2 separate regions of the Homo sapiens genome follow, and region 2 is linked to region 1. Evidence: chromatin contacts called from ENCODE Hi-C or POLR2A ChIA-PET data. All regions are on one chromosome and are shown on one strand. The core of a region is the stretch at or near the end of the contact, and the rest is flanking DNA. Distances in the headings are between cores, read along the strand shown. Region 1 has its middle 54 kb from the start of MIR1587. Region 2 has its middle 110 kb from the start of ATP6AP2.

Evidence for each region. A loop is a pair of places that touch in the nucleus more often than their neighbours do. ChIA-PET counts read pairs that join two places held with the same protein, here RNA polymerase II (POLR2A). Pooled maps may share reads with other maps.
Region 2: a pooled map shows a loop between it and region 1 (3-fold over the local background). The contact joins two enhancer-like sites. A Hi-C loop is called at or near these places in 5 of 50 pooled maps. POLR2A ChIA-PET finds 5 or more read pairs at or near these places in 2 of 52 experiments (Caco-2 and OCI-LY7).

Annotation. Positions count from the first base shown.
Region 1 is chrX:39,890,638-39,893,374 of GRCh38, forward strand. No RefSeq gene overlaps it. Among named protein-coding and RNA genes, the nearest start is that of MIR1587, 54 kb to the left of the region's middle. RefSeq lists an enhancer at 1,228-1,507. Within about 2 kb of position 1,299, at least 3 of the 41 ENCODE cell types and tissues checked have a DNase peak (open chromatin) inside an H3K27ac peak, as active enhancers do.
Region 2 is chrX:40,467,161-40,469,860 of GRCh38, forward strand. No RefSeq gene overlaps it. Among named protein-coding and RNA genes, the nearest start is that of ATP6AP2, 110 kb to the right of the region's middle. RefSeq lists an enhancer at 1,217-1,511. Within about 2 kb of position 1,316, at least 8 of the 41 ENCODE cell types and tissues checked have a DNase peak (open chromatin) inside an H3K27ac peak, as active enhancers do.

The DNA of each region.
Region 1 (2,737 bases), core at 49-2,548:
TCTGGGACTCTGTTCTGTTGGATGCTTTAGGAGCCCAAAGCAGTCATCATATGGCTTTAGTGACATGCCTAAGTAGGTGTGGGCCTGGTGCTGGGTCACTGTTGAGTTATGCTTCTGCAGGGTCTTGCTGACCCCCACCACAGGCCCAGGAGTGGGTCGGTTGTTATTCAGGGGCTCCTTCGTGTCTAGAGCCTGATGAGGATGAACGTCATGGAAACCCATTCTCACATGGCTCCGGGCATTTCCAGAGAAAGGGGATTCTATTCGGGCAGACCAGCATACTGACATTTGAAGAGCCAAGGACTACATCCCAGCTCATGTCAACCCACAAATGTGTCTGGAAAATGCACGTGGCAGCCTTTAGAAATGTCAGCCCATGGTCATGAGCAGAGGGCGGGGGAGTGTTCTGTCACTCCACAGGGACAGCACAGCCCAGGAGTGGAAACACCAGCTCTTTTTCCACTGGAGAATGGGTGTTTCCCAAAACGGATCCACAAAGGGCAAAGCAGGTTGCGTAGCAAGGTTTAAACTAAGCATAATTTACTCAGTGTCATAGTCACAGGCCCTACTTTTTTTTTTTTTTTTTTTTTTTGTATCTACAGAGACCTCTGGAAGCCACGCAGTCCTTTTACTCTCCCTTTATTTTCCTCTCCTTTTTAAAATTGTATTATTGCACGTTTGAGGATATTTGATGTTAATGTTTTGAATGTGTGTTATTATATCAGCATAGGATTTATTTTTATTTATACAGTGAAAAGTACCCCCTCCATCTCTGTTCCCCGGTCTACCCAGTGCTCCCCCACCCCCATACATCTACCACTAGCAGTTCCTTGTTTCTCTTTCCAAAGTTAATTCATGCAAATACAAGGAAATACAAATGCACATATTCTTATTGCTCTCCCCTTTTTTACATAAAAGGTAGCATAATATATGCACAGTGTCCTGCACCTGGCTTTTTCCTCTTAACAATCTACCTTCAGGATTTCTCCAGTCATACACAGAGGAATTACTCATCTTTTTTCAGTTGCAGATTATTCCAGAGTAGACATCATAGTTGATTTCAGCTAGTCTCCTACTGATGGCTGTTTTGATTGTTTCTATCAACGTCAATGCTGCAGTAAGTAACCATGTATAAATGTGGAGGATTTGACACATGTGGAGGACTGATGGTATAGATGGCCCCAAGTCTTTACCTCTCCCTGTATCATTGCCCTTTGACCCTTGACTTTGCTACTTCTTTCACTACAGGAGCAGAGTGCATTTCCGTTCCCCTTTGCCATGTTACTTGCTTAGCAGACTCAAAGAAAGCAAAAGCTTAAGAAAGCACTTGAAGTTTCCGTTTCCTCTTTTGTTTGCCTGTAATTGGCATGAAACATGCCCGGGCCAGCCTGAGAACAAGTTAGCCTGCTGGAAGATGAGAGCAGGTATGGACAGAGTCATACTGCCCAGCTGAGGCTGTCCTAGATAAGCCAGTTCTTAGCCAATCCACCAGCAGACCACAGACACACTAGTGAATTTAGCCAAGATTAACCTAGTCTAACTCAAATCAGCAGAACCGCCCAACCAAACAAATAGTGAGAAATAATAAATGGTTGTGGTTTTAAGGCACTAAAATTTGGAATGCTTGGTTATGTGGCAATAGCCAATTGATTGATACAACATACAATACATACACAGGTAGGGTAAATTCCTGGAAATGGAATTGCTGGATCAAAGGGTATGTGCAGCAGGGCATGGTGGCTCAAGCCTGTAATCCCAGCACTTAGGGAGGCCAAGGCAGGCAGATCATCTGAGGTCAGGAGTTCAAGACCAGCCTTGTCAACATGTTGAAACCCTGTCTCTACTAAAAACACAAAAATTAGCTGGGTGTGGTGGTGCACACCTGTAGTCTCAGCTACTCGGGAGGCTGAGGAAGGAGAATCACTTGAGCCTGGGAGGCAGAGGTTGCAGTGAGCCAAGATGGCACCACTGCACTCCAGCTTGGGTGACAGAGTGAGACTCCATCTCAAAAAAAAAAAAAAAAGGCATGTGCATTTGAAATTTTGATAGATATTGCTAATTTCCCTGCATAAGAGTTGGACTAATTTATACTCCTACAAGCAATGTAAGAGAGCACATCTGTAGACAGCCTCACCATCATAGCGTGTTATCAGTTTTTCTTTTGCCAACCTTCTAGGTAAAAAAATAATATCTCAGTATAGTTTTATTTTGTGTTTTCTTATTATAAGTGAGAGCAAGCAACACTTCACATGTTTAAAAGCCATTTGTAGGTCCTTTTCAATAAACTATGTGTCCATATCTTTTGCATATTTTTCCTATCAGATCACTGATTTTTTTAATTTCTAGGAACTTTTTATATATTGGAGAAGTTAGCTTTTTGGCTATAATTACCCTTCCTTGAAACCTTCCACTCCCAGATGAGAAGCAAGCAGTGGGGAGGAAACACAGACAACAGAGTTTGGACAGAAAGTTACTTTTCCTCAAACAATTAGCAACCATATATTGAGCTGTTTCTTAGTTCAGGGCTCTGGGTTGTATTCCAGCATATTCAGAAAAAATATGACACAGTACTCAAGAAATGTTCTGGAGATGACTGTTGCTAAATTCCCCCATATATCTATCCATAGTCCCTGCTTAAGGGGTAGGCTAGGGAACTCCAATATTCCTCATGACCAAACCTCCCTGACCACTGCTGACTGGCCAGGCCAATATACCTGATCTAGGGCGGAACCAATCC
Region 2 (2,700 bases), core at 66-2,565, 580 kb after region 1:
GAAATGGGGGCCTTCAGTGGAAGGATCAGTCAGCCCAAGTAGACTTCACAGGGAGGAAGATAGACTAAATGCGTCCCCTCATTCTCCTCTGCCCTCTGATCTCTTGGTGGGGCTTCCCTATTGGCTGGAACTGGCCAACGGGAGCCAAAGGGTGGGGGGCCCTTTGAGATGAGTGCAATGAATGCATAAGGGTCAGCTTCCTGGGGCACAGGGCAGGGAGGAGGGGGTGGAGGGTGGGCCTGGAGGGGAAGATGGAAGATGTCGTGAACATCTACTTCCATATTGGGTCGCACTCTACGGTGTGGACTCCTCTAGGTCAAGCTATTTGGCTCCTTGTTCTTTTTGTTCCCAGTACACAACCTAGCGTACGGCTCATGCTTCCAATCGTGTTTGCTGACACCCTGAATGAATTCCGTCGTGCCTCTTTGTTTCTCTCATTGGCAGTGTAGTGGCAGTTAATGACATTTCGACAGAATGGAACCGAAACACTTCCTTTTTTCTTTTTTTTCTGAGACAGGGTCTGGCTGTATCGCCCAGGCTGGAGTGCAGTGGCACGAATCTCAGCTCACTACAACCTCCACCTCCTGGGCTCAAGTGATCCTCTAACCTCAGACTCTCGAGTAGCTGGGATGCACACTACCATACCCGGCTAATTTTTTTTGGATTTTTTTAGTAGAGACAGGGTTTCGCTTTGGATTTTTTTAGTAGAGACAGGGTTTCGCCATGTTGCTCGGTCTGGTCTCAAACTCCTGGGCTCAAGAGATCTGCTTGCCTCAGCCTCCCAAAGTGCTGGGATTACAAGTGTGCGCCACTGCACTTGGTCTAGAAACACTTCCTAAGGTGAAAGTTTGGAGGGTGGAAGAAGAAAAAGAGAAAGGAACCAGAAATGCCCCAAAGATGAAGGCTGAATGATGCTGGAGCTGTTTCACTTTCTTCTCAGGAAGTGTAAATAATGAGCTGTACTTTCTTCTTCATTCACAGTAGTAATAAAAACACAATAACTGGCATATGCAGTGCTTCCAAGCCGACCAAGTGGTTTATATGCATTACCTCATCGGATCCCCTCAACAGCCCTGTAAGGTACACGATATTGTCATCCCAATCTTATAGACCAGGCTTAGAGAGGTTAAGTGGTTGGTCAGCCAGTGAGTGTTGGTGGAGCCACCACTGGGACTTTGAGTCCATTTCCACTGTCACCACTTGTGCTCTGCTGCCCTCCTGCCAGAACACCTCTCAGGCCTGTTCCTTACTGGGCAGGCTGTCCAGATCGGAACCTCCTCCTTTCAAGAGGCTAAACTAAACAGCTGAGCAGGAACAAGAGCAAACAGGGCAGGAAGAGAGGAGGAGCCCTGCAGAACACAGTGGCCCTTTGTTTTCTGCTGCCACCTCCTGGATCATCAACACCCTTTTGTCCTCTGTTCTCTGCTTCAAATACAGGCTGAGCTGGGGTGGCGGGGGGAATGCCCTTCCTACTCATTGCACAACTATATAATAATCTTGAATATTTTAAATTGAAGTCATTTAAAAAGGAAGGAAATTCTGACACATGTGATTGAAGACATTATGTTAAGTGAAATTAGCTGGTCACAAAAGGACAAATCCTGTATGATTCCACTCATATCATGTACCTAGAGTCATGAAATTCATAGAGACAGAAAGTAGAATGGTAGCTGCCAGGGGCTAGGGGGCGGGCAGAAAAGAGGAGAAGCAGAAGTTATTGTTTAATGGGTACAGAGTTTCAGTTTTGCAAGATGAGAAAAGTTCTGGAGATGGATGGTGCTGATGATTACAAAACAACGTGAGTGTATTTAATGACACTGAACTGTACACTTAGAAATGGTTAAAATAGTAAATTTTACTATATATATATATATGTTTCTTTTTTTTTTTTTCTGAGACAGTCTCACTCTGTTGCCCAGGCTAGAGTACAGTGGTGCAATCACAGCTCACTGCAACCTCTGCTTCCCAGGCTCAAGCAATCCTCCTGCCTCAGCCTCCCAAGTAGCTGGGATTACAGGTGTGCATGACCACACCCAGCTAGTTTTTGTATTTTTAGTAGAGACGGGGTTTCACCATGTTGCCCAGGCTGGTCTTGAACTCCTGACCTCAAGTAATCCTCTGGTCTCGGGCTCCCAAAGTTCTAGGATTATAGGCGTGAGCCACCACACCCAACTCTGCTATATATATTTTACACAATTTTTAAAAAACTGAATTCAGCAAACATTTAATGAGCATCTACTCTGTGCTCTGTACTGGGCATTTAAAACCATAAATCATCAGCCCCACCTTCAAGGATCTGTCAGTCCCATTGGGCAAAGTGACATAAATGTACCCAGCCCTGTGTGAAAAGTGCAACAATGGCAGAGTGCACACGCGACTGAAATAGCACCAAGGAAGAAGAGCCAGTTCTGCAGCAAGGTGTGGGGAGGAGTCATGAATCTTTCCTGAAGGAAGCCACATTTCCAGGAACTGAGATGACTTCACGTGTGTAAAGAGGTTGGGCGGGAAGTGGGGCTGCTGAGGACACACAGAACATTCCAAGCAGAGAAATAGCATGAGGAAAAATATAGAGGTGTGAAACGGCACATCGCTGAGTCTCCTCTCCAACTCCTTGCCTTGATTTGTGGGGATATAACTAAACCCATATCCCCTTATTCTATACGATTGATATGTCTACAGGAGTGTTTCTCAAACCATCTG